Regions from separate parts of the Homo sapiens genome. Here region 2 is linked to region 1. The links are chromatin loops, found by intact Hi-C in ENCODE. Cell type or tissue: mammary epithelial cell. All regions are shown on one strand. Each heading gives the region's core, and the rest is flanking DNA. Links, peaks and the distances in the headings are about the cores only.

Evidence for each region. Peaks named below come from ENCODE experiments on the same cell type or tissue, not always from the same donor. Only the 100,000 strongest peaks of a DNase experiment are listed, where the experiment ranks them.
Region 2: a loop joins it to region 1, with 5 times the contacts of the local background. A loop is called at or near these places in 2 of 110 quality-filtered maps.

What each region holds. Positions count from the first base shown.
Region 1 is chr15:93,559,532-93,575,796 of GRCh38, reverse strand. LOC107983974 (a long non-coding RNA gene) reads right to left here. Exons shown (of 6, transcript XR_001751681.2): 3 at 6,277-6,359. Among named protein-coding and RNA genes, the nearest start is that of LINC02207, 290 kb to the left of the region's middle. In mammary epithelial cell, for the core only: a CTCF peak has its summit at 8,771; a DNase peak (open chromatin) is centred at 8,816; H3K27ac peaks cover 1,979 bases.
Region 2 is chr15:93,490,647-93,506,911 of GRCh38, reverse strand. It overlaps LOC124900612 (a long non-coding RNA gene), which reads right to left and starts at 10,751. Exons shown (of 4, transcript XR_001751670.2): 1 at 10,581-10,751; 2 at 8,155-8,391. In mammary epithelial cell, for the core only: no CTCF peak of the experiment used is centred there; a DNase peak (open chromatin) is centred at 9,451.

The DNA.
Region 1 (16,265 bases), core at 3,928-11,927:
GTAAGACTAGAAAGGACAGAAAAAGTCAGAATAAAATAAATAAATGACAAATGTAATAAATAAAAGTTCCAAAGATGGTAGATGTCAATGTAACTGTAGCTATAATCACTTTAAATGTGAATGGACTAAATATACCAATTAAAATACAAAGATTGTCAGGGTAAATATTTTTTTAAAGACCCAACTCTATATTGTCTACAAGAAACTCACTTTAAGTACAAAGCCTCTAATAGGCTAAAGTAAAAGAATGGAGAAACATATACCATGCTAACACTAATCAAGAGAAAGCTTGGCAGATTATTAATTTTAGACAAAGCAAACTTCAAGGTAAAGAAGATTATCAAGCATAAAAAAAGGCATAACTTAGTAATAAAAGAGTTGGTTCTTTAAGACATAATTTTAAATGTATAAGCACCTATCAAAAGAGTATCCAAATACATGAGACAAAAACTGATAGAACTGCAATGAGAAATAGACAAATCCACTACACTTTCAGTAATGCATAGATCAAGAAGGGAGAAAGTCAGTAAGGGCACAAATGGTTTGAACAGCATTATCAATCAATTGAAACTAATAAACATTTATAGGGTACTCCAGCAACAGCAGAATACACATTCTTCTCAGGTTCATAAGAACATTCACCAAGATAAACCACATTCTAGCCCGTAAAACACAATGAATTTTTTAAAATATAAATTATATGAAGAATGCTCTCAGAACACAATAAAAATCAATAACAGAATGATAGCTAAAACATTCCCAACAGTTTGGATTAAACAACACTTCTAATAAGCTATGGGTCAAAGAAGAACTCTCGAGAAATTTAACAATATTTTGAACTAAATGAAAATGAAAATTTATGGAATGCAGTGAAAGCTGTGCTTACAGGAAAATGGATGGCATTCAATGCATATACTAGAAAAGAAGAAATTCAGTAACCTAAGCTCCTCCCTTAGTAAACTAGAGGACGAAGAGCCCATTATACCTAAAGTAAACAGGAAAAAAGGAAATAATGAAAACTATAGCAGAAATCAATAAAATTATAAACAAGAAAATAATAGAGAAAGCAATAAAATCAAAGACTCATTCTTTAAAAAGATTAATAGCATTGAAAAACCATTTGCCAGACTAACCAAGAAAAAAAGGGGAAGTCACAAATTATCAATATCAGAAATGAGGGAGCAGTCATCACTACCAATCCCATGGATATTCGAGGAATAAGAAAGAAATGCTACCAATAACTCAATGCACACGTATTTGATAACTTAAATGAAATGAACCAACCCTTTGAAAGATACAAACTACCAAGTTACAAAAGGAGAAAGAGCTAACTTATATAGTTCTACATCTATTATGAAATTGAATCAACAATTTAAAACATTTCTAAAAACAAGGAATCTGGCCCAACTTGTTTTACTGGTGAATTCTACCAAATATTTAAAGAAGAAATAATACCAATCTCTTTCAGTAAACAGAAACAGTGTTAAATTGCTGTAACTTATAATAAAATATTTCCTTAAGTAAAATGTATTTAACACCGTATAAGAGTTGTCAAATAAGCATTAGCATACAAATTTAAGATAACAGAAACTTGTTCAGATTCAAGTTGAGTGCAGATCTCTACTTCTCAGAGACAAGTTGGGGAGTCTTTGCATGGTTTCCTGGATGGCCTATCTCGCTTTCACTGCAGCTGTATGCAAGAAAAGGATCACGAGAGAGGTGAGTGGTGCACTGGAGCAAAAAGTCAGGTTCTCCATTTAATGCATTTATCAGCAAGGCAAGATAAATAAACTCCTCAGTTGTCTACAAAAGGGAGCTAAGAGAGTTAGGGAAGAAATCTGAAGAATTTTAATAATTATCTACTGGGAAATTATGAAATGTTCTTACTTTATGATAAAGATTTATACTGAGTCTGAGAGACTATCCTCAAATTTGGGAATTAAGCAAATTTTAGGAAGAATTGATCAGTGATAGTTTCATTAGTGAGAAAACCTAATAGTTTCTTCTTATTATTATTTTTACTATTACTACTCTAAAAACATATATAAATGTGGTATTGTTTAATGTTTCTGTGCCGGATATTTAATGAAATAATATGATTCATTTTTAAAAGAGAGTACTACTTGAATTATGAAAAAAGGAATAACTAACATTGAATGAGGAGGTCTAATAAGTACTGGATGTGAAGTTTGGCATAAAAATATGACCTCACCAAAGAAACTCAATTATATGTTGGCAGCATACTATAATTGTGAGCAAAATGCTAAAAAGAAAATTTATAACTCCTAAAGTGAGATAATCACATCAAAGATTTTAAAATATTGACAATGCTTTTATGACATTCCCTCATTCATTAGCCTAGAGTTCAGTGAAGTTTTACATTTTTGAAATAGCATCGAATCTCTTAAATATTGTTTTGTTTGTTTTCATGAAAAGAATATAGGAATATTGGCCAGGCACGGTGGTTCACACCTGTAATCCCAGCATTTTGGGAGACCAAGGCAGGTGGATCACCTGAGGTCAGGAATTGGAGACCAGCCTGGCCAACATGGAGAAACCTCACCTCTGCTAAAAATACAAAAATTAGTTGGGCATGATGGCACACACCTGTAATCCCAACTACTCGGGAGGAAGAGGCCCAAGAATCGCTTGAACCCAGGAGGTGGATGTTGCAGTGAGCTGAGATTGCGCCACTGCACTCCAGCCTGGGTGACAGAGCGAGACTTTGTCTCAAAAAAAAAAAAGAAGAATATAGGGAATATTGTACCAGATATTATTAAGAGACTTCCAGACGTTTCATTGCTTAATACTTTCTTTCTTCAAGTAACAGACAATGAGTATAAATAAAGAAATGATATAAAATGTTATATATCATAATTACCTGGGGATATTTTTCTACATGTTCTTGCTCCTTTCTCCACTCCACAAAGAAAGAAAGAGAGGGAGGGAGGGAGGGAGGAAGGGAGGAAAGTAGTTCCTCTGGGTATTTCTGAAAATCCCTCAAGCACTATCATTATCAAAAAGAAAACACTGGGATGGGAGCATGTCAAAATATTAAGTAACCCAAGGAACACAGGGCAAAGCCAGACAAGCAGCCAGTAGGCAAGGACCACCCAGAGCCAGAGGAGAAACAGGGTGGCATTGGAGGGCCAGGAAAGGGCTGGAGAGGGGCAGCAGACACACCAGTTGAGACATAAAGGGAACCTGGAAACACAGGCAACACCTGCCTCAGACAAGGAGCTCCCTATTCTTCTTCTCCTGCATAAACCAATGACTCTGACCTCCCTGAGCACAACTAGTAGTTGAATTAACAGGAGCTAGTAGTTGAATTCATAGGAGCTAGTAGTTGAATTAACAGGAGCTATGTGCTATGACAAAGAGAACATGGTTAACTTTTGGAAGGGGTCCGAACCCAACTGAGTGGGAGGTGGGTGTCAATGCTGTCATTATGAGGCACACAGACAAACCGAGGGCATCAGATGCAAATGCGCGGGTTTACGAAGGAGCTTAAAATTCCAACGTGCAAAGACTAGATGCACTAACTGGACATCAATCAAGGAAAGCAGAAGTCTCGGAGTTTCTGAAATCTGTGCTATGGGAGAATACTCAGAAGATTCTTCTCCATGACTCCAGATGGCAGGGGCAATATTTATGAAGGACCAGGAGGCAGGTTTGGCCTTAACATAGAGACAGCCCTTCTAACAGGTAAAGATGGAACTGCATAAATTAAACCGCAAGATGTTCAGAGAGTACACGGCTACTTGGTGGGAATGTCGAAGAAGGAATCGAAGCATAAGATTTAGATACCAAGGCATTCCTTGCCCTTACCGGGATACCCTGACTTTATATCAGACGCAGAATACCACAGTGAGTGAAAATCAGCCTGTTCAAATCCTGGTTCCACCACTCAGCCCAGGAGATCCGGGCTAACTACTTTCAGCTTCAGTTTCTTCATCTGTTTAAAGGAACTAGGGACAGTACTTATCTCACAGGGTTGTGAGCTTCTTTAAATAAGATGATAAATATCACCTGCTTACCTTGAGCCTAGCACTGTCAGAACCTAATAATGTTTGCTACGACCATCATTTAGAAATGAATGAGGGCAATGTGCAGCAATTCAGTTTGTCTGCACCATGCAGATACAGGCAATGCTGGGAAGATTCAACCGATGTTCCATGAGTTTCTCCCATGTGTGGACGTGGTGCAGTTAGAGAGAAAGAAAATCCCCAACTCCAGTACCATATGGTAGGCGCTCCAGAAGTGAGAAAAACACATCAGTCAGTAATCGATTTTAAGGAATGATTGCCAAGTTTATCCCTGTAAACAATAACTACAGTTGCTCGGTGTCTGTAGGGGATTGATTTCAGGACCCTCTGCAGATACAAAAACCCACACATACTCAAGCTTCAGAGCTGGCTCCACAGAACCCACGTATCACAAAAAGTCAGCCCTTCATATCCGCAGGTTGTGCACTGAGGGAATACTACTATATAATCTGCTGTTGGTTGCCGATGCAAAACTCCCAGATACAAAGGGCCGGCTCCATTGATTGAAAAACATCTGTTTATAAATGGCCTGTGCAGTTCAAACACATTGTTCAAGGGTCTACTTTATTTGCAAGAGGAGCTGAAATAGAAAAGTTCCATTTTAAAAATAAGCGTACAGAAGTATAATCTTGACAGAAAATTTGTGACACCCTTACAAAGAGAAGTCATACATCAGATCTATAGATAAGGAGAGACAGGCAGAGAAGGATGGACCTGCCCCAGATATTACAGCATGTCAGGAATGGAGGGCACATGAAAACTTGTAACCAGAGGCAGTGGGGTATGGTGGGGAAAACTGCATGACTTGGACCTGCACAAATGTATTTTGGACTCACTTCTGCCACTAAGTATCATTATTTCTCAAGGAAATTGCCAGGAAACTCCAGGCTATCTCAATTAATCTCTTGGAGTCTTCGTTCCATCCACTACGACATAAAATGGTACCGCTGGATGGCCTCCAGGGTCTCTTCTGGCTCTGTGCCCGTAAAACCATAAACCACAACAAATCACCGTTAAGTTTCCAATTCTACAGGAATCCAACATTTTGAGGAACAACCTATACAACTCCAGCAAAGAAGCACGTTTCTTTTTGTCTCTGGCATACATGGTTGGCATCAACCCGGAAACATCATGAGCAAAAATGCATGCAAAATTAAATCATTCTAACATGGGAAAAAAGATTATAGAAATACCCTAAAAGGAGAAAAAAAGGGGCAGTCAGCTGCTTCTGGATGCTGGGTAAAGAGGTTTAAACACATCCCCTGAATCCTTGTCAATTGCCTATAATTACAGAATAATTTTTGCATTATTTATGCCTTCCCTTTTCAAATGCATAATCAATTCCGTAATTTTGGCTGAATGAGCAGTCAAAATCCAATTCAAATTTAATTATTATAAATAAAGATGCCAGAAAGAGGGGCTATTTAAAAAAAAAACACTAATATAGTATCACCCTATGCTTAGCTTCCTTTATCATTGTTGACACTTCAAGTATAACTGTTGGGGGAAGCATGCTGTGTCATGATAGCTCTCTGGTCCCTTTAATAACTGGGATCACACCAATAATGAGGGCCAGTGAACCCTGAAATAAGCCTCACCAAAGCAGGAAGATGGTCAGTGATTCGATTCTTCTGGAAACTTTAGGAGATATATCTCTGATATGAATTAGAAGTGCCTTTACTGTTTGGGCGCTGGCTGGCGCTGCCTTCAGAGTGATGTGACTTGTATTTGAGCCCTTATTTTAACATTTACCGCCCTGTTAATGCAAAAGCCAGTTAACCTCTCTGCACCTAGAATAATTAAACTGCAAAATCAGAATAATAATTCAGGCTTCATAAAGTTGTCATGAATACTAAATGAGGATTTACACCAAAATGCTTGGATAAATCAGCTTGTAAAATTAAAATGCTGCTATGATTTTGCCTAAATTAATTTTAGTATTTTGCATTCCTAATAGTCTGCAAAGAAGCCCAATGCCCTGACTTCATTTCAAATTTCAGTTCAGAGGCTTATTTTATTGTTGATTCCAAAGATTGCTGTGAACATCTTATTTGAACTTTCTAGAAATGAGTTCTGTTGGTTTCACTTGAGTTTCAACTCTACCTATGTGATATTGGGAAGGTCATTTAAGATTCTTAATTTATTCAAATGAAAATGTGAGAGTTGGAGCAGGTAATCTGCAAGGTTCTTTCCAGCATTAATTCTTATATCATGTAATCCCATAAATTACCTGGGTCATGAGATGTCATTTCTCCATTTGCTTTCTTCCTTGTTGCTACCATCCATCGACTGAACGAGGTCTCTCCATTTGTTCTGAAAGTAAGGGAGTCAAAATCTTAGTTACAATGCAAATGTACAATATTAGGTTGGCAGGATTGTTCAGAAGAGGGCATCTGTTGAAAAAGATGGAGGAAGTGTAACAAAATATGTTAATAGAAATAAAATGTAGGCAAATGTACAGATCACAAGAGACAGACAAAGCTGCAGACATAAGGAACAATTGGCATAATTTCAACTCCTGGTGGCGGAAGGGGCACCTAGCACACAATGGGGTTTTGATCAAGTAGCCTGAAGATTTCCCAGTGGCCCAGACACTCCTACCCTCACCTTTTGATGGTAATATTATAAAAGGTGTGAATTGCATGAAAATGCAAGAATCAGCACTGTAGAGACATTTGTCACATGGCTCGTCTACCTCGGAGGAGTCCGGAAATTATGCCACGCAAAGAATGAGCTCATGACGGAAAGAATCTATGTTTTGTATAAAATTATTGAATCGAGATTGCACATGACCAAGAGCAGACCTGCTCTTTCTTCCTCTGGTTCCATGGCCACAGGTGTATAAAGAATCCCTTATCTGCCCCTATCTGTGTGCTCATGTTCCTGCTGTCTTGTTACCAGTGACTTCACTGCCTGGAGGTGCCCTGGGCTGAGAAAGTGAAAAGGCAGAATCTGGTGGCAATCCAGGGTGGCCACTGCATAGATGTCCTCTCTGCCCTTGCTGTCACCCATGGCAGTAGACACTTAGTATGCCGAAATGTCACATTATTTTTTAAAAAGTGAACTCAATTAGCCCTGGATCCCCAGTTTTTCTGAGGACAAAATCAAAACCAAAATGAAACCCTCCTTACTCAAGACTTTAAAGTATTAGCCCTTTCCAGTTCAAACAAGCTCATTCTTCATAATTAGTTCTCATTACTAAGTCAAATTCAAGTTTAAAATGTGGTCTGTTACAGATTCTTCCAGTCCCCTTTTCTCAGTCCGGTCTGCTGGTACAGAAAATATATTGTATTTTTCTTGAGAGGCCTCAATAATCTTGCCTCACTCATTAAACCCTGCCTTGGTTAGCATTAGTGATGGTCATTCCTTTAACCCGGTCCCCAGCTTAAACCCTGTATTAGTCTGTTTTCACACTGCTGTTAAGATACTACCCAAAACTGGGTCATTTATAAAGGAAAGAGGTTTAATTGACTCACAGTTCCACATGGCTTGGGAGGCCTGAGGAAACTTTACAATCATAGTTAAGGCGAAGGGGAAGCAAGGACTTTCTTCACATGATGGCAGGAGAGAGAAGTGACAGCAAATTGGGGAAAGCCCCTTATAAAACCATCAAATCTCATGAGAACTCACCATCGCAAGGACAGCAGAGGGGAAGCCACCTCCTTGATCCAATCACCTCTCTCTCTCGACATGTGGGGATTACAATTCAAGATGAGATTTGGGTGAGGACACAGAGCCAAACCATATCAGAGCCTTTACATCAATAAATGAAAAATAAATTTGATAATATTTCAAATATTATTGATATTATTCACCACGATGCTTATCAATCTTTGTTTGAATAAAGCCATATTTTATTATGAATACTCAAGAAATTAAGATTAGAAAATAAAAAAAAGTAGAATGGGAAACGGAAGTGAGCAGGCAACTTCTGCCATTTCCATCTGCACACCTTGATTTATTGCATCCTGATTTATTAATGGCATTTTTCTTGGTTCAAATTTTTCACACTAATGAATAACCATATATATCTATTCTTAAATATGCAAGTATTTCTATAACTATTAGAAGTAGAATTGCTGGATCAAAGGGGCAAGTGCATGTAAACTTTAAATAGATGATGGCTTTTTTTCCATCCAAATAAGTTATACTAAAAAGCAGATTTCCCAGGGACAATCACAGCTACTTAAGCTCCCGAGATTGAACCAGCAGGAGAGCAGCAGGAAAATAGATATTTTGAAAAAGTTCTTGAGATATTTGTGTTGGGTTTTCATGAAGGTCAGAAAGCCCTTTCGCTCCCAGGTGGCCTGGTGAGACTGGCATCTCATCTGCAGAAGGAGTGCATTTGTAGGCCCAACTTTTATCTTCTGGGTCTGCATGTACACGTTGCACCTGGCCCTCCATTCAGAACAGCATGCTGAGGCTCTCCCGTTGACACAACTATTGAAGGTAGAAACTTTCTAAGCCAGGCCTTTCAGACTTGGCTCCTTTAAATAAGGAACTGAGCAGAATGGGCTGTGACCAGTGATGTCATCCAAGGCAAATGATTCTTTGATACACACAGATAAATGTCTCCTTAGAAACATGCCCCTTGGAAAAGCAAAAACCAGCCTCCAGTTGAGGCATGTGCACAGTCAGCATGAGTTACAGGAACAGGGACAGTAAATTCATTTCTTTACTTACCACCTACTGAGTCAGGCTTACAGAGAGCCCTGGATTAACAAGCACTGTATGGCCAACAGAGGGCTTTTATGCTGCAAGATAAACATGTGCTTTCTCAGGTTATAGCATGTTCAGGATATCCTCCCAGTTCAGGGAACTCACTCAGCAAGGATTTGCCACTTCCTGTTGACTCAGGGGACCACTCCAACATACTTAGACTGATGACGACCTCATTGCACCCAGAGGAAGACAGGATCACGTGTAAGGGTGAAACAGGGCTGGGAATGACCACACCCTGTACAACGGCAATAGTGTTTTCTCTGGTTGAGAGCAAAGACATCAGAGCCAATAAGGGAGGCTACAAATTTCCACCTCTTGAATTCAACCCAATCCAGCCAGTGGAGCAAGCTGGTGTGTGTGTTGGGGGACGGAGGGGCGGGGAGGGGTGGTGGTGTATGTTGAGAATAAAAAAAATGCAAAAATAGTCCCAGTGATGACTTTGACTCTCCTTTAATCCCATACCCAGGTACTTACTTCCTTGGATTTCCTCCATCCACACATCTACTAACCTAGTTCAGTCTGCCCTGCCCAATATGGAAGCCACTAGTAACATGAGGCTATGTAAATTTAAATGGATTAAAATTAAGTAGAATTTAAAATTGTATTCTTCAGTCATACTGACCATATTTTGAATACTCAACAGCCACTTGTCGCCCATGGCTATGATAATGGACAGCACAAATACAGAACATGCCCATCGCTGCAGAAGTTTCTGTCGGGCAATACTGATTTCCTGAGACCTTATGTATTTTGGTCTCTATGGTAGGCTCTGTCTTCTAGAAGCATGCAGCCCAGTAGAGAGACAGACATTAACCAAGAACTCTCTCAAATAAATCAGCAATAACAGTTTGGGATAGTGCTACAAAGGAAGGTCTTGGAGAGAATACAGCATCGAGTATTTTTCTTGCCTACATGATCCCAGACAACTGCGTTGAGGAGTGAGGTTAGAGAGAAGGTCTGAAGAATCTGAAAGAATCGCTTCCCACTAGAATGTGTGTATCTGTGGCATGGTGCAGGATGGGATGGGGATAAAGGCATTCAACACGCAGACAGAAGAAGAAAGAGCAACAGAAAATAAGGGTCCAGAATGTCTCCGGGCTTTTCAGTCTCTGCTTTGTTTTCAACCTCAAACAGATTCTGCTGTCTGATTCATCCTGCCCCCTGATACATCCCCAGGCACCCAGTAGAAATAAGGTTTTACCCAAGATATTAGTAACTCAGACTGGGAAAAATAAGGACTTTTAATTCCTAAAATTTAAATGAAATTAAAACTGCCATCCTCTGCACATCTCTAGGAAAATGTCAGGCTCAATTTGCCAACTGCCATCCTAGCTAAGGAGGAAAGGAGAGGGCAGTGCACTTTTGCAGGCAGATCCAGGCAAACACAGAGAGAGAACCATGGAGTCTACAGTGACCTATGGTACACAGAGGAAGGAGAGGAAACATTAGGAAAAATCTGACTGCCCCTGGGCAGAGGAAAATAAGGACAGGAGAAAGGAAACCAAACGCAAGTGAAATTAATTAAACAGAATATTTGTAGCAGGGCTCTAAAATTAGGCCGAGATGGAAAAGTTTTCATCTGAACATCATTTGTGGAATTATCTTACGATTTACATGTTTCCTCCCTAAACAGATGTTTTGAGAAAAAAATTGTAAAGGAAAGCCAGCATTTATAACAAAATTTCCAAATAATATGCTAGTTTGCTTAACTGAAAGAATAAGTACAAGGGTAGAACTGAATGTTTAATTTTAATACACAAAAGGCTCAAGTTGGAAAACAGCTACTATTTAATGTTCCCTTCTAAAGTAGTCGAATGAAAATGAACTTTAAGCTTGCTGTTCTAATGAGAGAAACAAATGATTAAAAGAAGATTCTTAAAATAATCCCAAACTTTGTTTTAATCATTGGTTTAGGAGAAATTTGCACAAGGAATTGTTGAGTAAGAAAACAAAGAAGCAGATAAAGATGTGTGTCGTTTTTAAAGAGCAAACAATGAGAAAAACCTACAAAAGTCGGTAGAAAGACTGTAAAAGATGGGTACCCGTAAGATACAATAATTCTATTTTGGTAAACATCAAACAAACAGAAGCCATACATTGTGTATGTTTGTGTAACTGGCTTATCAGTTATTTCTCTTTTATTGCATTTCCCATATTGTATTGGAGTTATGTGTATATAGTTGGTTTTTTCTGTGAAATCAAGTTTCTGCCCTCATCTCTGTATTTCCACTACCCAGTGACAATCTGTGGCACACAGGAAACATGGACTGAATTGTTGTTGCATGAACAACACCAACTAGACCAAATGGCACAACTGGGGGAGAGCTACATGGGAAGGAACAGGAAAGCATAGGGCTTAGGATCAGAGAACAGTGACTAGGGCATGAGGGGAGGTGGCCACATGGTTGTAAAGGCTCTTTATGTGACTCAGATGCTACACCAAATACAGGACTGACTCCATAATCTGCAGATCTCAGCGCAAAACAGTGACTACAGAACGATAAACCAGGCATGGGGCCCTTCTAAGCCCACGGGTCCTATACAAGTGCTCATGTTACACGCCTTTGGAGCCAGCCCTGCAGACAGGCACTAAAGGGTCCCTGATAGACTTTAAACAGGAGCAAGCTGATGAGATTTAAGAAAGGGCTTTAAGAAAAATCACTGCAGGCTGGACACGGTGGCTCACGCCTGTCATCCTAGCACTTTGGGAGGCTAAGGCAGGAGGATTGCTTGAGCTCAGGAGTTCAAGACCAGCCTAGGCAACATGGCAAAATTTTGTCTCTCCTAAAAATAACAAGCCAGGTGTGGCGGCATGTGCCTATAGTTCCACTACGCAGGAGACTGAGATGGGAGGATCGCTTTTGTCCAGGAGTTAGAGGCCACAGTGAGCTGTGACGGTGCCACTGCACTCTAGCCTGGGTGACAGAGTGAGACCCTGTTTCAAAAAAATAATAATAATAAAAATAAATAAATAAAAATATCTACAGAGGCATTATAGATCATTGTTAGCAGGAGGCCTGGAAAAGCCTCTTAGAAGAAAATTGCACCAGCCATAATGATTAGAAGAGCCTGAACAAACCAGTCAGTAGCAATAGAGCTGGAAAGGTACAGACGGGTCCAAGAGAAAACTAAGGAATTAGGAATCATTATGCAAATTGCACTGTGATCGGGGATTTGGGAGGAAAGTTAAGGGCAGAGGAAAAGGAAGGACAGCAGAAAGAAAACCAGATGCAAGTGAAATGAATCACATAGAACACTTGTAACGTGGCTCTAAAAATGGACAGGAAAAAAACACTTGCAAGCTTCTTTCTCTGGCAACCAGGTAGATGAAGGTGCAATAGAGCCAGCCCACAGCTAGTATGCTCTTGAGAACAATAATAAAATGTGCAAAGCAGTAGCATGGATATTGCCATGAAAGAATAGAGATAACACGTTAACAAGCTTGAAGGAGACAAACCATTTCCTTCAAAGAACCTGGGAGAAAAACAGGAATTTTCGTATGGCAAAACTGGCACCTGTGCTGCCTCTCGAAATGCTATTGATTTTTGTAGAAAGCGTGGTGCAGGGAGGACAGGCCAGGAGTACAGTCAGGCATGCAGGGAGGAACAGGGCATGCAGAAGGAACGGCTGGTGTTCTGGATCAAAGCACTTCTGTGAGCCACGTGAGCCTTGTTTCCAGGTGATTAAAGTGGGGCGTAAGGAAGTGAAGTGAATTTTCCAAGTCACAAAGAGAACTAGAAAATAATATTGCCAGACTCCTTATCCAGGGTTTTCTCTAGCAGGCCACGTTTAAAATCTTCAGTTGTTTAGGCTGTGTTAATAACCGATTGAATTGTGAAACTGGCAAATTCAACAGCATAGGTGCCAAGCATTAAGACCACCAAGAATCTGAACAGTAAACAGTTGGAAATGAGCTGAGCTCCAGAGTTACTTTACTCAGGGTAACAACAGGTTTCTGCCAAAGACTTGCCTCCTGACTTTTTAGATCAAGGCGAATCACTGGGCCAAACGCATTGCACAAGTGCTCACAAATCCGTGGAAAGATTTTTCTCAAGTTATGCGTGAATGTTCAGTATTGTCATGAGAAAGTGCTTGTTGCAACATTTGCTTCTTTCTTATTGATGAGCAGCTGTGGATGACAGAAACATAAGACTCAGAAGTTTCTGTCCCTCAGTCTCTCCAGTCCATTCTGGTTTAAGATGATTACACAGCGATTTTACATAACAAGAGGCAGTCGAATGGGAGAGACAAATGGTTTTATTTCTCAAATCAGTTTCATTAAGGATTACTCAAAGCATCATCTCATCTGTCTTTGCACAGTTTTATGTTCCTTGGAGGCTGGAAGTGGGAAGTCATTTTTCATAAGGCTGATCTTTAACTAGTTAGCAATGGAACTGTTAACATGAGTACATCCTGTAAAACTGGACATCCATTATCTGGCCCTCCAGCCTTCGCTGCCCTGCATGTTTCCATTCATCATAGCAACCCCTTGGATAGCCCAGCTGTTGCTGCACCAGAGGCCTTCACAATGAAACCCCGACCCTGAGCAAGAAATGGTCAAGGCAACTACTTCCCAGGATCCTTCAAAAGGAGCCAAAGCCCCTATTCCTGGGAGGAGATACCTGTTACTAGGATGACCATGTACTGTATCATCCGAACACTTCTTACCATCTCCTGGAACTCTTTGGAGGGTACAAGCAAGTTTTATTAATAATTGCATCAAGTCAGCAGATATAAATTAAACCTAAAAGAGAAAAACTAAAATGTATGTTCACTCTACCTCTTATCAATGTAGTTTCAAAGATCAGCCTGCAAACCTTTCCTGCTGGGATAAGCACCTTGCATCATATATGCAACAAATGCTATGTGTGTGTGTGTGTGTGTGTGTGTGTGTATATATATATGCACATGTATATATGAGATAGGCAATATGTGTTCAATTTATGTTTATAAATATATGTTCACTGGAGGTAGAAATAAAATATATCAGCCAACTGACAACAGAATCTTTTTTTTTTTTTTTTGAGACAGGGTCTCACTTTGTTGGCCAGGCTGGGGTGCAGTGGTAAGATCACAGTTCAATGCAGCTTCAGCCTCCTAGACTCAAGGCATCCTCCCACATCAACCCCCCAAGTAACAGAATCTTATGTTGATAGTTTTTTCCTCCATAAGTTTGATTTAGTTGACTCTCAAAAGAGAGTTCTTTGACTGAAAGTCAAAGGCACTTAAGTTCCAGGAAGAAATTACCCTAGCAAGTAAATATGTTTTATGCTAGCTCATTCCATTTATCATATCTAAAATTAAATATTAATTGAATAAATAAATGAGATGATCAGTTAATTTCATTAAATACTCATCTGGTTGCCTCTGATGTTCTCCAAATGCTATGTTGAAAAACAGATTGGCAGTGATCGTAATTATAAGCACTTCAGTGTAGGAAAGGGGGAAGAAAATGACCATTTTAATACTTACTACATGCTAGGCAGCATTCAAGACTCTTTTTATATAAGCTCTCAATTTGAATCCTCAAAACAATCCTACTAGAGAGGTGTTGTCATCCTGATCTCACAATTGAGAAAACAAAAGTTCAAGTTAGTTAAGAAATTAAACAGAACAATTGTGTGATTGCAATTCCATGTTTGTAATGTCCATATCCTTGGCTGTTTGATTCCACAACCCTACCCTTTTCCTATTTTTTTTTTTTTTTTTTTTGACAGAGTCTCACTCTGTCACCCAGGCTGGAGTGCAGTAGCACAATCTCGGCTCACTGCAACCTCCGCCTCCCAGGTTCAAGGGATTCTCCTGCCTCAGCCTCCCAAGAAGCTGGGACTACATCTGCCCACCACCACACCCAGCTAATTTTTGTATTTTTAGTAGAGATGGGGTTTCACCATGTTGACTAGGCTGGTCTCAAACTCCTGACCTCAAGTGACCTGCCCACTTAGGCCTCCCAAAGTGCTGAGATTACAGGTGTGAGCTATCACACCCAGCCTCTTTTTCCTTTTCCATAATATTTACAACTATGTATTGATCACCAAAGTTTAAATTCTTTGCATTCCTAGAGAATTAAAAATATTACAAAATAAGTGTATTAATCTATTCTCATGCTATTAATAAAGGCATACCCAAGAATGGGTAATTTATAAAGGAAAGAGGTTTAATGGACTCACAGTTCCATGTGGCTGGGGAGCCCTCACAGTCATGGTAGAAGGAGAAGGAAGAGCGAAGGCATGTCTTACATGGTGGCAGGCAAGAGAGCGTGTCCATGGGAACTGCCCTTTATAAAGCCAGTGGATCTCATGAGACTTATTCTCTATCACAAGAATAGCACAGGAAAAACCTGCCCCCATGATTCAATTACCTCCCACTGGGTCCCTCCCACGACATGTGGGAATTATGGGAGCTACAATTCAAGATGAAATTTGGGTGGGGACACAGCCGAACCATATCAATAGGTAAGAGTATTAAGGTTATAGGAGGATAAAAATCAATTAAAATGCTCTATATAAAAATAAAACAAAAAAACTACTCATTATGTTAGGATCTTTTTTTTTCTTTTTTCTTTTTTTAGACAGGCTGGAGTGCGGTATTACAATCACAGCTCACTGCAGCCTCCACCTTCTGGACTCAAGTGATCATTCCACCTCGACCTCCCCATTAGCTAAGACTATAGACTACATTCATGTGCCACTACGCTGAGCTAATGTTTATATTTCTGTAAAGACAAGGTCTCACCAGTTGCCCAGGCTGGTCTTGAACTCCTGGGCTCAAGCAATCTGCCCGCTGTGGCCTTCCAAAGTACTGGGATTATAGGCATGAGCTACCACCCCCAGCCTACGTTTGGGTCTTAAAAACGCATCTGTCTCAATCTTATTATAGTCTTGTTCATCAAAGAGTATATTAGGTGTGAGTTCCAAGGTGCTTTGCAGTGTCACTCACGTGCCCTGTTCTTTTGAGCGTTCCATCCCTGTGTATCAGATCAATGAGAAGAAATCATTTTCACAGCTCAAGAAATCTACTAATCAGTGAATGATGAGACATGGTCTCAATAGCGTCCCTGTGGATTCCTACAAAAACTTTTAATAAAAGCAGCTAGAATTTAATCCCAGCTCAAAAGCTTTTGTTCTGTGCCCTCAAGAACTTTAAACTTTTTTTTAATTATTTACTATTAGTACTAAATATCAGAGTCTTGAAAATACTAAAACAAATAAAAATTAAAAAACTGTCTTCCTTTCATTGCTTTCCCTTCTCAAATTCCTTTTTCAAATGTGTTTTGAGCTCAGTATTCCTCAGGCACACTTCTTTACAGTTATTGAAATGAGTGTTTCCCTGTGACGATGTTTGGTCATGAATGCCACAAGGCCACTAAGATTTAAGGCATGTTGCCGATTGGAAGTTCCTCTGAGTACCATCGCCCTTTCCTTATCTATTGCAAACCCAGAGTAGGGAGACAGGGAACCAGCAATGTCAGAAGGAGCTGATATTTTGCATGGAGCT
Region 2 (16,265 bases), core at 4,833-12,832, 70 kb after region 1:
CGCGAGCCAGTGGGACAGGAGCCCCAGGCTTCCAGGCGCCGCTGCAGCCACCCAGCCACAGCTCCGGACTAGGGTATCCCTGAGCTCTTGGAGCCCAGGAAGCCCCTTCCTCACCCGCCAACAGGTTTGAAAGTGCCTGCTCCTGCTGCCTGGCCTCTCCCGCTCCTGGTGCCCACTCCAGTGCTGCAGTGCGGAGCAAAGTTGTGGCTGAGCCCAGGCAATGTCCCAACCCAGCTGGGCACGTGCACTCTGTGGGTGGTGCTGACACACCAGCCCCCTGCTGCCTCAGTCCCCTCTGGACTTTGGGTGCCAATCAGCACCAGAGGGAGACCAGGGGGCTGAGGGTGGCTCGACATTAGCCTGCAGGCACCCTTCAGGGCAAACAGCCTGGGCACTGTGGACATCATGTTGATGGCAGCAGGAAGCATCATCCCAGGCAGGAAGTGGCAGGTCCCCAGTGAAGCCCCACCTTCAAGGCAGGGACAGCCTGAAGCCTGGGTACCAGGCTGCCAGTTCCAGGCAAAGTCTGAAGCCCAGAGTGAGTACTTCATTGATGACGGTTTGACTAATCGGATGATGCTTTTTTCCAGACCAACCATAAACCAGTCAGCATTTCCTCCATTCTGAGAACGTAAAAACCCCCAGACTCAGTCAGACTCACATACTCGCTGGACGACCTGCCTACGGAAAGGAGCTGCCCACTGCGAGTCTTCTGAGAGCTGTTCTGTGGCTCAGTGAAGCTCCTCTCCACCTTGCTCACCCTCCAGTTGTCCACGCACCTCATTCTTCCTGGATGTAGGAAAAGAACTCAGGACCTGCCAAATGGCAGGACTGAAAGGGCTATAACACAAACAGGGATGAAACACACCCCCGACTCACCACACTGCAGGTGATGAGAAGGAGAGAAGAGCTGAGGCCCTTCTGGGAGCCCTGACCTGGGGCTCCTCAAGCCAGGGCTGTGACATGCTCTAACACCCTCTTTGGGGTGTTGCGGTTCCTGGCATCTCCAAGCTTTTGGGCGCAATTGCATTCCCCTTGACCAGACGCTGGGGCCCACAGCAGAAGCCGCTTGTGGTACACATGCTCCAGCTGCAGGTTCACACAGGGCTGGAGCCGGCGCTTGTGCCGGCGCCTGGAGTGGCCCACCCTGCTGCAGCCAGCACGCATGGCTACACACAGTGGCCAGACTCCATGCTCGCTCACTCACACACCCCTTGCTGCTCCGCACCTGGCTCGCCCTTGGCAGGCGTGGGATCTGGGCAGTAGCATGAGCCCAGCTCAGCCTGCCGGGCCAAGTGGGCAGAACAAGCCCAGTGGACGCAAGTAAAACCCAGGCGGAGGCGCTGCTGGCCACAGAGGCTTCCAGCTGGTGAAGCAACACCCCAAAGATCTTGTGACAAAACAATACTTATTTGTAAATGCTAATGACAGACTTTTAAAAATGCTTAAATTCCAGGTTGGCCTACCCTGGGAATAGCAAATAAAACACATGTGCAGGTAGCCTCCAGCTGTAGACCACCATTTGATGGTCTCTGATATGGAGAAAGACTGTTGCTCTCATAAAAATCTCCTGTTTATTACTCAGTCATGACATGTACCATGCCACACGGTCACTGTCTTTTTTCCTGTCTTCTCTACTAGACTCTCAGCCCCCTATTGAAAGGGATACATCTGCAGCTGACACAATGGCCGGCACGTACCAGATGCAACAGAATTCTCCACAAAATGATTTAAATTCAGTTAATACTTACTGAGAACTTACTATTTCCCAGGCACCGAGGTGAACCAAACAAACAATGGAACTCATAGTCTATGAATTAATCTTTCATCTTAAAGACTTTTTTATACCCTCAGTGAGACTTTAAAATCTCTAAGTTCTTTTCAAGGCCACATCTATCAGCAGTAGAGGATCAGATGCTGGAATTTCTGTTCCACAGAACTGGGCCATCTACCAAGAAATACATTAAAAATCACCCTTGGCCGGGCGCGGTGGCTCACGCCTGTAATCTCAGCACTTTGGGAGGCTGAGGTGGGTGGATCACCTGAGGTCGGGAGTTCGAGACCAGCCTGACCACCATGGAGAAACCCCATCTCTACTAAAAATACAAAAAATTAGCCGGGCCTAGTGGTGCATGCCTGTAATCTCAGCTACCCGGGAGGCTGAGGCAAGAGAATCGCTTGAACCCGGGAGGTGGAGGTTGCAGTGAGCCAAGATGGCACCATTGCACTCCAACCTGGACAACGAGAGTGAAACTCCGTCCCAAAAAAAAAAAAAAAACAAAAAAATCACCCTTGACAGTGGCTCACGCCTGTAATCCCAGCACTTTGGGAGGCTGAGGCGGGTGGATCACCTGAGGTCGGGAGTTCGAGACCAGCCTGACCACCATGGAGAAACCCCATCTCTACTAAAAATACAAAAAATTAGCTGGGCCTAGTGGTGCATGCCTGTAATCTCAGCTACCCGGGAGGCTGAGGCAAGAGAATCGCTTGAACCCAGGAGGTGGAGGTTGCAGTGAGCCAAGATGGCACCATTGCACTGCAACCTGGACAACAAGAGCGAAACTCCGTCTCAAAAAAAAAAAAAAAAAAAAAAATCACTCTTGACAGTGGCTCATGCCTGTAATCCCAGCACTTTGGGAGGCTGAGGTGGGCAGATCACCTGAGATCAGGAGTTCAAGACCAGCCTGGCCAACATGGTGAAACCCCGTCTCTACTAAAACTACAAAAAAATTAGCCAGGCGTGATGGCGGGCACCTGTAATCCCAGCTACTTGGGAGGATGAGGCAGAAGAATCGCTTGAACCCAGGAGACAGAGGTTGCAGTAAGCTGAGATCATGCCACTGCACTCCAGCCTGGGCAAGAAGAGCAAAAACACCGTCTCAAAAAAAAAAAAAAAAAAAGTCACCCTTGAATTTTGATGGGAATATCCCAGGATTCTTTGAGTTTCTTATTCACGTAATACATCCCTGGTATACAGATGACACGGTAACACAGCACTGGAGTCCGTATTTGGTCTCCTGGCCCTTGTTTTAAAGTCAAAATCTTCTGGATAGGCCCCATTTGGCATGATGTTAACCCCCAGCACATCTGAGATTGTCAAAGCATCTTCTGCCCTGCTCCATCAAATTGGGCACAAATCCTTGTCTATAAGCTTTTCTTCAAACATTAATTGAAGGCCTAATATGTATCAGTCATTATGGGAGCTTTTGGGGGCTACAAGTCTGGATAAACAGGTCTCTCCCCTCAAGTTACTCTCAGATCTAGAGAAGATTATTTTACCTTTATACCAACAGACTTGCTTTTTTGGTCCACAAACCCATTTTGCAAGAGGATCAGTTCTATCTCTTCATCCACCTCAGTCCTTTTTCCAAGATGTGGTCCCACTGACTCCCAGCTTGCCATAATGTGGCAAGTTTGGGCCAACTCAGGGTGGCCTGTGCCCATGAGTTTGCACTGACCTGTTCTGCCTTAGAATATGGTGCCACATTTACCCTCATGGGTGTGCCGATGAAGACTTCACTACTTTTATTCCAGACAATGCCTGCCTCACACCCTCATCCTTTATTGCACCTATAAGCAACCACACCCACACCAGAATTGCTCTTAACACAAGATTTTTCAGACTTTTCTAGATGATGTTCCCAGAGTAATCACACTCATACTTTTCTTGTTTCTTTTTTTGAGGCAGGGTCTCACTCTGTCATCCCAGGCTGGAGTTCAAGGGCACAATCATGGATCACTACAACCTCAACCTCCAGGCTCAAGCCATCCTCCCAACTCAGCTTCCTAAGCAGCTGGGACTACAGGTGTGCACCACCATGCCTGGCTAATTTTTATATCTTTTGAAGAGACAAGGTTTTGTCATCTTGCCTAGGCTGGTCGTGAACTCCTCGGATCAAGTGATCCATCCAGCTCAGCCTCTCAAAGTGCTGGGACTACAGGTATGAGCCACTGCGCCCGGCCCACACTGGTACTTTTCAAATCAACTGCTACTTCCAAATTAACGACCACTCTGTATTAGTAACAGTAACATTAGATGCCATCTATTGACTATTTGTTGTCTTCAACACCCTGTATTAAACTCATGGCATATGGCATCCAAAGTAGTCCTTACACATACACATCCAGTGTCTAAAGTAATCCTTACGATAACCTGGAAAGACATCCTTTCAAGGAATCTGGGTTACGACATAAATATGTTTGTATTGCACACTGTTTATAGAGGACACAAACTTTTAATTCTCACCTATATTGCAGGCCCCCTGACCTTGAGATATGGGCCTCTTACATGTCACACACAAGTCATGGGAACTAGGAGGACTAGCTCTGGGTCTCCCTGCCTAACCTTCGCAAACATACTATATTCAACGGTAGCCACAGCTGCATGTTGGCCGGCAGGCCTCTCACTAGGTGGTCCCCCCAGAATTCAAATAGGAGGAAGGGCACAGGTGGTAGGGCATCAGTGCCCTCTTTTCCTTCAATCCTTTACCTTTTACTTCTTTCCTCAATCTATCTGCCCCACCTTCCTCCAGGTAAGAGTCCCTGGGTCCCTCTGAGTGACCTCATAAGCATTTTCACCCAAGTTGTTCTCTCTGATTCTTGCCTCCACTGGCTGGCCTCCTCCTTCCCATGGTGGAAGGGCTCCTACCATTTCCTATATAATAGGACAGTCCCTTTAAACTTATATTTTCTCCTCTCAATACTGTGTCTTGGCTCTTGGTATGCTAAGAAGTATGAGTGGAATTAAGATAAACATTTTCTCTTTCAACACACCCTAGCTTCCAATGTAGACTCAACAAAATCTACTGGAAACCCAAAAGTGAGTGCTGATCTTCCTGATCTAAGCATCTCTGATGAAATTAATGTCTTGGGTAAATGAGTTGCCCTTTAGACAACGTAATTTATGGAGAACAAAAATACATTAGTATAATACACTTTTAAAATATTATCCCAGGGTCACGAACACTCATAGTACAAAGAGGTTAAAGCTACATTCATTCCTTTCTGCCTCAAAAAAATATCAAAAGTAAGCAGTCTTCAGAAAGAATAAAATGCAATTCATCACCATCTATCGGCACCTTCCTGGATGCCAAGGGGAAGACGGAGGAGGTAGATATGCATCCACTACCACTCTGCCTTCCCTTCTACTCCCACCCCAACTCACTTCATTTTCCCATTATCTCCATTTAACCTGCTGTTATTTCTATTATTATACTCCAAAAATCGTCTAATTCACTCCTTTCTCCAGGTGACGCCTTTATCTTTTTGCCTCAACATCATTATTCTTACATCAGGCCAAGAGTCCGTATTTTTAAGTTAAGAATGATTGACAAAGCCTGTGGTTGTTTCTTTATTACTAATGACATACTTGTTAATTGATATTTAACCATTTCTGGGCAGTGTGGATGAATCAAATTTTTGAATAATGGGTATCTGGAAATGTATCTATACTTTCTAGTATTCACTGTGTTTAAAATAGGCATTTTCAGTGTTTTCACACTAAAGTATCCTTTATAGAATGTTACATTAAGGTATAACGTGAGGAACCTCTCTGTTTTCCAGATGGTGACATTAAACCTCTTGCCCAAGGTGACTCAGCTAGTAAGCGGCACAGCCATGATTTAATCTGTCTTACTCTACCTATAATCTGTGTCCCTAAGTGCTAACATAGACTGCCTCCCTATAAATAGGACCCTGGTTTATGCCTACAGTGCTATTCTTTGGGACAGCAGGGCAGTTTGCTTCACCCCCAGAGTACTGATACAACAATACAACCTATGACTACCTGCAGAATGTCCTGTGCCTTTCTTAGTCGTTAGTCTCTCAACACACCCTCCACCATAAAGCCAATTAGAAATAACAATCTGGCAGAATTCTGCAAATCCCAATCTCTAGACCATGTATCAGCAAACAAAAAGTGACCTGTTGCAAGGATGTCCTAAGCAAGTAAAGAGTCTCGAGAGGGCCGGGCACGGTGGCTCACACCTGTAATCCCAGCACTTTGGGAGGCCGGGGCGGGTGGATCACAAGATCAGGAGTTCGAGATCAGCCTGGCCGATATGATGAAACCCTGTCTCTACTAAAAATACAAAAATTAGTTGGGCGTGGTGGTGCATGCCTGTAGTCTCAGCTACTCAGAAGGCTGAGGCAGAAGAATCACTTAAACCCGGGAGGCAGAGGTTGCAGTGAGCCAAGATCACGCCACTGCACTCCAGCCTGGGCGACAGAGTGAGACTCTGTCTCAGAAAAAAAAATAAAAAATAAAAAAAGAGTCTTCAGAACAGAGCCTCATCTGGCATCACCTTTAGCCCAAAACTCTCAGCAGCACGACCCCGGAACCCATCTCTGCCAAATTCATTGTGTTCAATGGTGAGTCTTTGAGTTATGCATTTGATGTGTTGACTCATTTTATTTTCCCATTGTCTACACTTAACCTGCTGTTATTTCTATTATTATACTCCAAAAATTGTCTAAATCCTTTCTTAGAATGAGGGGGTAGATAAACATTAACCAGATCAGCCTAGAGTGCTCATAAAAAACTCTAGTAAGTGCAAACGTAGTGTTAGAGTTAGGAACCAGCAACCCCATTGTGTAATATTCCTTCCTGGTAGTTGAGTGCCATTGACCCACCTGATAAAGCCCAGACCCTTCCTGAGCTGGATGCAGGGCAGAGCTCGTGGGGACAATGTCAGAGGCTGCAGAAGATTCTTAGAGATGGTGGGAAGAAACTTCCAGGAGACTTACACTGACCACCCCATGGCTGAATCTGTCCTCCTGCCTATTGACATATTAATGCAGACAGCTTCCTTCAGGGGCAAGGGCTATCAAGACTCTTACATGTTTCTCAGTGTCTGCAAATGGGCTCATTTCTAGTCCCTAGGAAGCAGCATGGAACATTGGAAAGATAAAAGATTTCAAACTAAATCACAGTATCAAGTCTTACTGGTCATGTGATCTTGGAAAGTTACTTAAAGTCTCAGACCTTGTGTTACCCCATCTATAAATTGAGTTAGTACTACCTTCTTGCAGGATGTCACAAAGAGCAAATGTAAATGAACCTGGTTCTGTGTAGAGATTGGTTGATAGTAGATAGAGCGTGTCCATCACCCTGTCGCTGCCCTTTCCTTGCAACCTGGCCCCAACTCTGCCTTGTAGGCTGTGTACTGAAATACTTATTACTAATTCCGGTCCTTCACACTGCCTAGGTTGCATGTCTACTCAATTGTCATTTATAAAAAGACTAACATTAGAACAAATGTGTGTGTGTGTGTGTGTGTGTGTGTGTGTGTGTGTGTGTCTTTTTTACTACATTGTGCCAGTTGACTGACTAGGTTAAATTCTTTATGCATTAAGAGAGGATGAGGGCAAGGGCAATTATGTGGTTTGGTGTTCATTGAACACAAGCCAGACCTTGAGCCAGAACCTCCAGCTTCTGTTGAAGGACCTACTACATGCTGATACTCTTAATACACTCCCTCGTTTTATATACACAGCATCCCTGGAAAACTGATTGTATAGACTGAAGCACAGAGAATTTAAATATTTCTTGCATCAAGAAAATAGCAGTTAGCCTGTGTGCTTTCCAAGACAATGTTCTTCATTTTAAAATACTATGTGCTACATGAAATGTCTTAATTTAAAATAGTATAGCAGGTCTCAAATGCATTCTGTTATACTAACCCACGCATAAGGAGGAGCTATTAGGCCAATAAAATCAGAATCATCCTGCATTTAAGGAATTCACAAAGTACATTCCTTTCAGAATAAATGTTGAGAAAATATGTTGGCACTGTCAAACATAAAAATGTGAAGACGGGGGAAAAAGTGAAAACAGTAAGAATTGCTGCTGGGCACTATTTCTTGAGAGATTCTGAAATGTAAATTTCACAGCAAATTTGGTGTTTGTAGAATTTGTTGTTCGGTTTTCTTCTTGCTGTGTGTGCTAAAGTTAATTTCATATCCCCAAAATGTCCCAGATCAGTGTATAAAAATGGTTCTCAAAACTTGATTTTGTAGAAACATATGTGTTAATAAACTTATGTAAATCCTGTTAAGGAGGATGTGAGGGCAATTGTGTTAAAATACACCTTCCTCTGGTGGCTGGAATGTAAAAGAATGCCAACTTGGTCATCAAATGATGAAAGATTCATTCACCCTTTCATGTTCTCCTGTGTGGTGTGTCTGGGCAGTGAGTCTGGTGAGGGCCTGAAGAACAAGTAGGTAGGCTGTCATCAGAATCTGGGGGTCAGGCAACTGTTGGAGCCTGAGATTCAAGCTGTGGGTGGTGGGCCAGAAAGACAAAGAGGCAGGATGAGGCCAAGACCCATACTGGGAGGTCACAGGAGACGCCAAAGCCACACAGGGTGGGTCAGAAGACAGCAGCCAATGTCCCTGGAGACAAAGCACAGGAGAAAATCACTATGTGTACCAGCAAATCTTCAGGTAGACCACTCTCAACCACAGCAGTGCTTACCCCAGCATACGAAGGTACTACCCCAAACATGACATTCTGAAAGTTACATTGTTCTAGGCATACTGGGCACACACTGTGAATACAATGACTTCAGTATCATCCTCTGGTCCGCACTGCCCAAGACAATGGCAATCCCGTCTACCCTTTACATCACTTTTCCATTTATTCTATTTATCACATTCTATTACATTTACCTGCCAAGTGTCTCCAGAACCCCTTCTCTCTCCTTCTTTCTTTCTGCCATGGTCCTTGTCACATCCTGCCCTTATGAGCAGACTTCCTACTGCTGTTCTCATTTACACTCCCCTGGGATCCCCACCTTTAATCATATTATTTCTTTGCTTAGAGACTCAGAACATACGCTCTACAGCCCTTTGCTGTTGAGGTTCATTCTGGTGCTGATACGGATGGATGCTGTGTGCCTGGCACTGCCACAGGGACAGAGGATACTTCTTCCCTCAGAGAGCTCACCATGTTTTGAAGGATGAAATCCAGATTCATCTCCTCCCATTCAACCCTGTTCACATGATAATCCTACCACAGCATGTTCATCCATGCTCTTTAATACCTGCTGGCCTCTCTATTATTCCTCTGCTTGTCAAACTCTTACTCATCCTTCAATACCTAACTCCCTAATTACCTTGTGCATAAAATTTTTCTCAGTTCCCTAAACAGAATTTGCTCCATGCATATTTCCAGACCCCTTCTCTCTATAGAGCATTAATTGGAAACCCCATTAATTATGAATATTTCCTTAAAAATTGTTCTCTACTACCAGACTGCATCAGTTTCTCAAGTGCAAGAATCATATTCTGCCCACATTCGCATTGCCAAAAAACAAGCAGAGTGCTAAAATGCATCAGGCATATAAAACATGGCTTTGAAAATTAGTTTGCTAATTAATGCAAGAATGCAGACAAGGTTGGGGAAATCAGACTGAAATTGACACAAAATAACCACACCCACATCCGTATTTCACTTAGTGTACTGAATATTACAGATGGAATGCAAGGGAAAACACCCACAATGTTTGTGGGGGAAGAGGTGGGTGGGGAGTCTTAGGAATGCAGCAACCATATTTCTAAATGACTTGAGAGGAATTTTTACATAAATTATTTTCTCCAAAAATATTCAAATCATATTTCTAATTCTTATCAGCAAGGTCATCTATCTATTCCTGCCTCCTTAATCTCTTCATTGACCTGGTGTTGAATTGATTTTTATTAGATCATTTTCCCTTATCTAATTAAAGCCATATTTCAGGAGGTGGGAAGTGGGTCCAGCTCTCCCTCATCTCCTGCACCATCCTGTGAGCATCCCCCAGCAGCAAGAGCTTGGACACCAGAGGCGGAGAGAAAAGTCAATAACAGACAGCAAGGAAAGAAGCCGAGGCATCGATCATCTCATCAGACTTAGGAGTTGAGACAAAGCCACAGAATTCAACATCACATTAACTCTGCTTGCACTGGAAGGGAGGAACATTTTCAAATAGATTCAGGTTGCAAACGTGGGCTACGTTTTAAGGCAATTTAACCTAACCCAGGATTTCTTAACCTTAGCATACGTGACATTTTGGACTGGATAATTCTCTGTCCTGTGCATCGTGGGACGCTTAGCAGCATCTGTGACCTAACCTACTAGATGCCAGTTGCAACCCCAGTTGTGACAACTAAAAATTTCTCCAGGCATTTTCAAATGACCCCGGGCGGGGGCACAAAACTGACCCCTAGTTGAGAACCCCTGATCTAACCCACCACGAACAAAGAAAAATGCCTCCAACTCCATAAAGAAAGCCGCCTTTTCAAACGCTTTAATAATAAAATGTAGAATCGTGTCGCATTTATATTTGGATAAAAGATGTTGTACATATTACCCTAGAGATAACCCCTAAACTCCTCCAAAAGAACATGGAGCAGAACCTGACATAACCTCAGTCAACTGAGGTCTATTTTCAGAGAGCAGCTGAGGCAGTTTGCCATGCCAGGAGGCTTTTCCTTCTTTGATATTTCTGGAGGGCATGCTGCTGCCTGCTCTGCAGCCAAATCAGAAGCAAATAACATGATTTCTGTTTTAAACATGAAGCAAAATTCAAAGGAATGTTGTTTACCTGAAAAAGCAGGCTGCAAGAATCCCTGATTTACAAACAGGAGCCCTCACACACCACGTGAATGACTCAGCACTGCCCCCCTCTTCAATCCACTGTGCCTGAAATCAGTGAAAATCAGACAAAAGGCCCAATGAACATTAATTCAACAGAAAAAAAAAATTATCTTTTAAAAACATAATCTTTTTATAAATTCTCCAGGCCTTAATTTCCTCACCTCTAAAATCAGGTCATAAGACCTGTTTCATAGATTTATATAGAGACTAAATGAGACATTGCACAAGACAAGGCATCGGTTGGCACTTGATATGCATTTCAATAACTGCTTAAGGCTGGACACGGTGGCTCACACCTGTCATCCCAGCACTTTGAGAGGCTGAGGCAGGCGGATCACCTGAGGTCAGGAGTTTGAGAACAGCCTGGCCAACATGGCAAAACCCCGTCTCTACTAAAAATACCAAAAACATTAGCCAAGTGTGGTGGCACGTGCCTGTAGTCCCAGCTACTTGGGAGGCTGGGGCACCAGAATCACTTGAACCTGGGAGGCGGAGGTTGCAGTGAGCAGAGATTGCACCACTGCACTCCAGCCTGGGCAACAGAGCGAGACTCCGTCTCGATTAAAAAAAAAAAAAAAAACCCTCAAATAAGCAATTTTAATTTTTTTAAATCAGTTTTTCTGGTATCAGGTAACAGCTAAAATTAGAATCTGTTTTCTTCTTTTTGTAGGGATGGAGTCTCACTATGTTGACCAGGCTAGCCTTGAACTCCTAGGCTCAAGCAATCCTTCTGCCTTGGCCTCCAAAAGTGCTGGGATTACAGGTATGAGCCACAACACTGTGCCTTAGAATTGGTTTTCAACCTCCTCTTGCCTACCTGAACAATCCAAAGCATAGAGAAAATAAAAGTTGGACACGAATCACTTACTAATGTATGTGCTTTTGTGCCTCAAGAAAATACAAAAGGTATTGAACAAATGTTTTGTGTAAAATAATCTTCTAACCCTAACTTCTTAAAATTTAACAAGCATTGGTCTCTAAGCTGGTGACTGGCCTGACATTTCATCTCCTAAAATCATTTAGCTTATAAGATGTGTTACTTTAAAGAATGGCAATTTTATATTGTATTTGTTTATTAATATACTGTTCTCAAACCTATAGCAAAGGGTCTGTTTGTTACAAGGTTTGTGGAATAGAAAATAAGAACCAAGACAATTTGATATGGGAATCAATGGGATCTTTTTTTTTTTTCTCATTTTAGAACAATAATAAAATACCTAATTTTCTATTACAAAAGATTTGTATGCTTATTAGCATATTTGTAAAACATAGGCAGCATCAATTAAAAAATTGAAACAATCTTCAGGCCTAGATTATATGGTATATGATATTATTTTAGAGTACCTAATTCAAAGAATGGCACTTTTTAAAACTATTTATTTATTTATTTTGAGATGGAGTTTTAAACTATGTATTTATTTATTTATTTATTTACTTATTTTGAGACGGAGTCTCACTCTGTCACCCAGGCTGGAGTGCAGTGGTGCAATCTGGGCTCACTGTAATCTCTGCCTCCCAGGTTCAAGCGATTCTCCTGCCTCAGCCTCCCGAATAGCTGGGATTACAGGCACCTGCCACCATGTCCAGCTAATTTTTGTATTTTTAGTAGAGACGGGGTTTCATCATGTTGGCCACGCTGGTCTCGAACTCCTGACCTCAAGTCATCTGCCCATCTTGGCCTCCCAAAATGCTGGTATTAGAGGCATGAGCCACCATGCACGGCCTCAAAAAATGGCAGTTTTAAACATTCAAAATCACATTTCCTTTCAACAAATATTGACCCTCATCAAATGTATGGAAATAAATCAAAACTAGGTCTAGAAGAGCCGATTTTTAATGCACAGGCATCAAATAAAAATAATCATGCTAAATAGCTAGATGGGGGAGGTGGGAGCAGGGTTGAGGCTGAAACACGCACCAAGCCAAGTCTTAGACGTAGACCTTTTGGTGTTTTATAGTGTGTTATATTGTGATCTTACCCCTCATGGCTATTTTTATTATTCCATCTTCCAGATGAAGAAACTGAAGTTGAAAGATAGTAAGTAACTCGCACAAGCTTACACCCCTTAGTGGAGCTGGGACTGGAGCCTAGGCACTCGGACTCCAGAGCCCATGAGGAGTGATGCCTCAGTAGACGTCGACAGTGAGTACAAAGAGACCTGCGAGTTTCTCTGCCACTAAGTTAGCGCTGAGGCAGTGACTGAGACCAGGCCTATGAAAACATACGACCACCTAAGGATCATGCTGATTTCAGTGCCCACCAAGTTAGTCTCAAGCTGAAACCATCCAATTTTCCCATAGAACTAATATTTATGATTTTTGAATAAACATAGAAATTCACCCTCCCTTGTCTTAAAACTTGAAACTTACATTTGTCTCACCTGAGTTCCTTCCTCAAGAAACTGACCCTCAGGCAAGGGAATGAAACTCATCAGATCATCACATCCAGACAATGAGATGCCAGTTTCCTCATCTATCATGATTGCTTTCTTACCAGTCCCTAATTCCTATTTTCCTGCCTTCCCTGCTATATAAATCCCCCAATTTTCATAAGCTGGGGAGACAGATTTGAGAATTTATCTCCCCTTCTCCTTAACTATAGCACCTGATTACAGGTGACTAAAGCCTTCTTCCCTGGCAATACTCATTTGTCTCAGTGATTGGCATTCTGTGCGGCAAACAGCAGGGCCTAGGCAGAACCTCTGGAGTATCAGTAACAAATCCGGCCCCAGGTAATGAAAACACAAATCATGCAACCTGAGTTTCTCATAGACAAGCCTATCTTCCCCATAGATAAGTCACCAAACAGGAAAATCAAATGGACTCCTCTTTCTAAAAGATTCTTCTCAGTTGGAGATTTCTAAGTAGGTCATTCTCTTGGATTGACTCCACAAAGTGTACAGACCCTTTATTATTCTATGCAGGATGTTGCATGCATCAGGGCTCAGAACTTTTTGGCAATGAAAAATTTGTTCTAAACCAAAAGAGTACGTGGGTCACGAGCCTCTTAAGAACGTTTTAATGCCAAGATCCAATGGAATCTAATTTTAAGATAACAATTTCCATGGTCAACCCTAAAATAGTATCAATAACCAATAAAATATTAACTTATCAACATGTCACATGCACGGATGCTCAAATCCAAAAGACAAATGTGTCTCAAATTTTAAGTTTCAACCCAGACTTTTGTCAAAGCACCCATTAGACAAACAGCAGGCACCATTGATAGGCACCAGAAATTCAAACATAAATCAAGGTAAAGTTCCTGTCTTCACCGCTTATTAAGGAATGATATGCAAATGAGTATCAATAGTAAAATAACCCAGAATGATAAACGTTATTGTAAAATATGTGCAACATTATAAGGGATCAGAGAGGGGTAGATTGATTAATTATTCATGTCGAGGAAGCATGAAGAATTACAGAAATGAAATGGCATTTGAGCAGACTCTTGACAGATGGGAAGGAGCTTGCCATACAAATGAGTAATAGTACAGTGATGTCGGAGTTGGGGTAAACAGTTCTACCTTCCTTGAAAAGAAATATATGGAAAGGAGAGTCCAGACGCGGGACTTGGCACATGGGCTGAGGCAAGGATGCAGTGAACCAATTCAAACATTTTGGGAAATACCCCAACAATAATAATGAGAGGTATCAGAGGAGCTCCATGCCAGGAATAAGAATGAACCTATCTGGGCCAGGCGCGGTGGTTCGCGCCTGTAATCCCAGCACTTTGGGAGGCTGAGGTGGGCGGGCCGCCTGAGGTCAGGAGTTCGCGACCAGCCTGACCAACATGGAGAAACCCCATCTCTACTAAAAATACAAAATTAGCCAGGAGTGGTGGTACATGCCTGTAATCCCAGCTACTCGGGAGGCTGAGGCAGGAGAATCGCTTGAACCCGGGAGGCGGAGGTTGCGGTGAGCTGAGATCGCGCCATTGCACTCCAGCTTGGGCAACAAGAGCGAAACTGTCTCAACAAAAAAAAAAAAAAAAAAGAATGAACCTATCTGAGTTAGAATGAACACAATGAAGGCAGGGTACTCAATTAGAGACAGAAGAATAGGGACAGAAAGACCAACTAGAATGCAATGTTACCATATTTCAGGAGGGAGGTAAGTCTCAGGGCACAACAGATAAACAAGTAGGGGGTGCTGGAAGTTGCTGAAAGAGAGAGATCAGGGAGATAAGGGGACACCCCACAAGAGAAACTGGATGCTCCCTGGCCCTTTGAAAATTGCCAAAAATAGCTCCATATTTCACAAGTATACCACGGGCCTATACACATCTTGCATAAAATAGGGACACATAATATTAATGTCAATAGAAGACTTAGATGTCACCGCATTAGACAAGGGCCCTAATCCTCAGGAGCATCAGTGCTCTGCCAGACACTGCACTGGATATTTTGCACAAGAAATGTACTCCAGGAGCTTACTGGTATTCTTGCCCACTGGCAAGGCTGGCCATCCACCTCTCGCATGGGTTGGCCCTAGGGATCCATCAAGAACAGCCTCATTTTACTGTTTCTCTCACCCAGCAGCAAAAGGAATCACTCTTTTTGTGGCAGCAGCCCTACAAATCAATTCACTTAAAACTGGCTCTGCTAGAACAAAACACAAGCCAAGGGTTCCGGGTCTCTTTTCCTCCCGATGATTTGCACAGATCAAAAACTGCTCCAAGATTTCTAAAGAGAAGAGCTCGGGCTCCCCCCGCCCAGCACCATTCTGGGCTGGAATGAGACGAGACCACCCTGGGGGACAACTGAGATGCTCCTGAAATGTCAGAGGCAGCACTGCAAGCCTCTGATCCTCCACCACCTTCTGCGCTATGGATATTGATTTCAGACACTGTTACAGAGCATAACTGAAAGTCTGGACCTTTACAGCTTGTCATTTGGGCCAGCCTTTCACAAGGGACTTTGCACCAGCAGCCTGGTGTCCGGTACCTTTGAAAGCAGAGCCAACCCTTCCGAGGCTTGTTTCTTCACTCCATGAGGTTTGATCAATGACACAGCCAGACATTTTCATTATTTTGACAAGCATACATAGAGCACTCAGACCAGGAGACAATGGAAGGCCTCCAGCCATTGGTGTGCACGAGAATTAAGAAGAATAAAAATGTCAGCATGCTCTGATGTCTTCATCTTGACACTTTTGAGGGAGCTGTTATCCTTTTGAGACAGTCTGCATTTATTGTGTTACACATTGCCATAGACTTTGGAGTGGGAAAGAGAAGATGAGCAAGGGAAGTCCATGACTTAAAGAAACTTGCAATCCAGTTTCTTTAGAAACTTGATTGAAAAAGAGATGTGGCTATAAATGCTACAGGAAAGCAAATCAAAGTGGGTGGGGCTGCATTGGTGCTGGGATAAGTGAAATTTTTAGTCGTGTCCCACCTGCCTTATTAAAAGGAGAGAACATTAGGATCAGAGAAGAGGCTGCCCATTTGATGCTGAAATGCCAATATCAAAAAAAGAGCCTTCAATCTTGAACTCATGATCAGATAGCTCACCTAGCTGGATATCCTCCCCACATTTTAAATCCAAATAGCATGGTTAGATTGATCCCAGTGTCTCAAGTTTTAGAACCCTATGTTTTGAGTAAACGATATGGATTTTTTGCAAACCACATT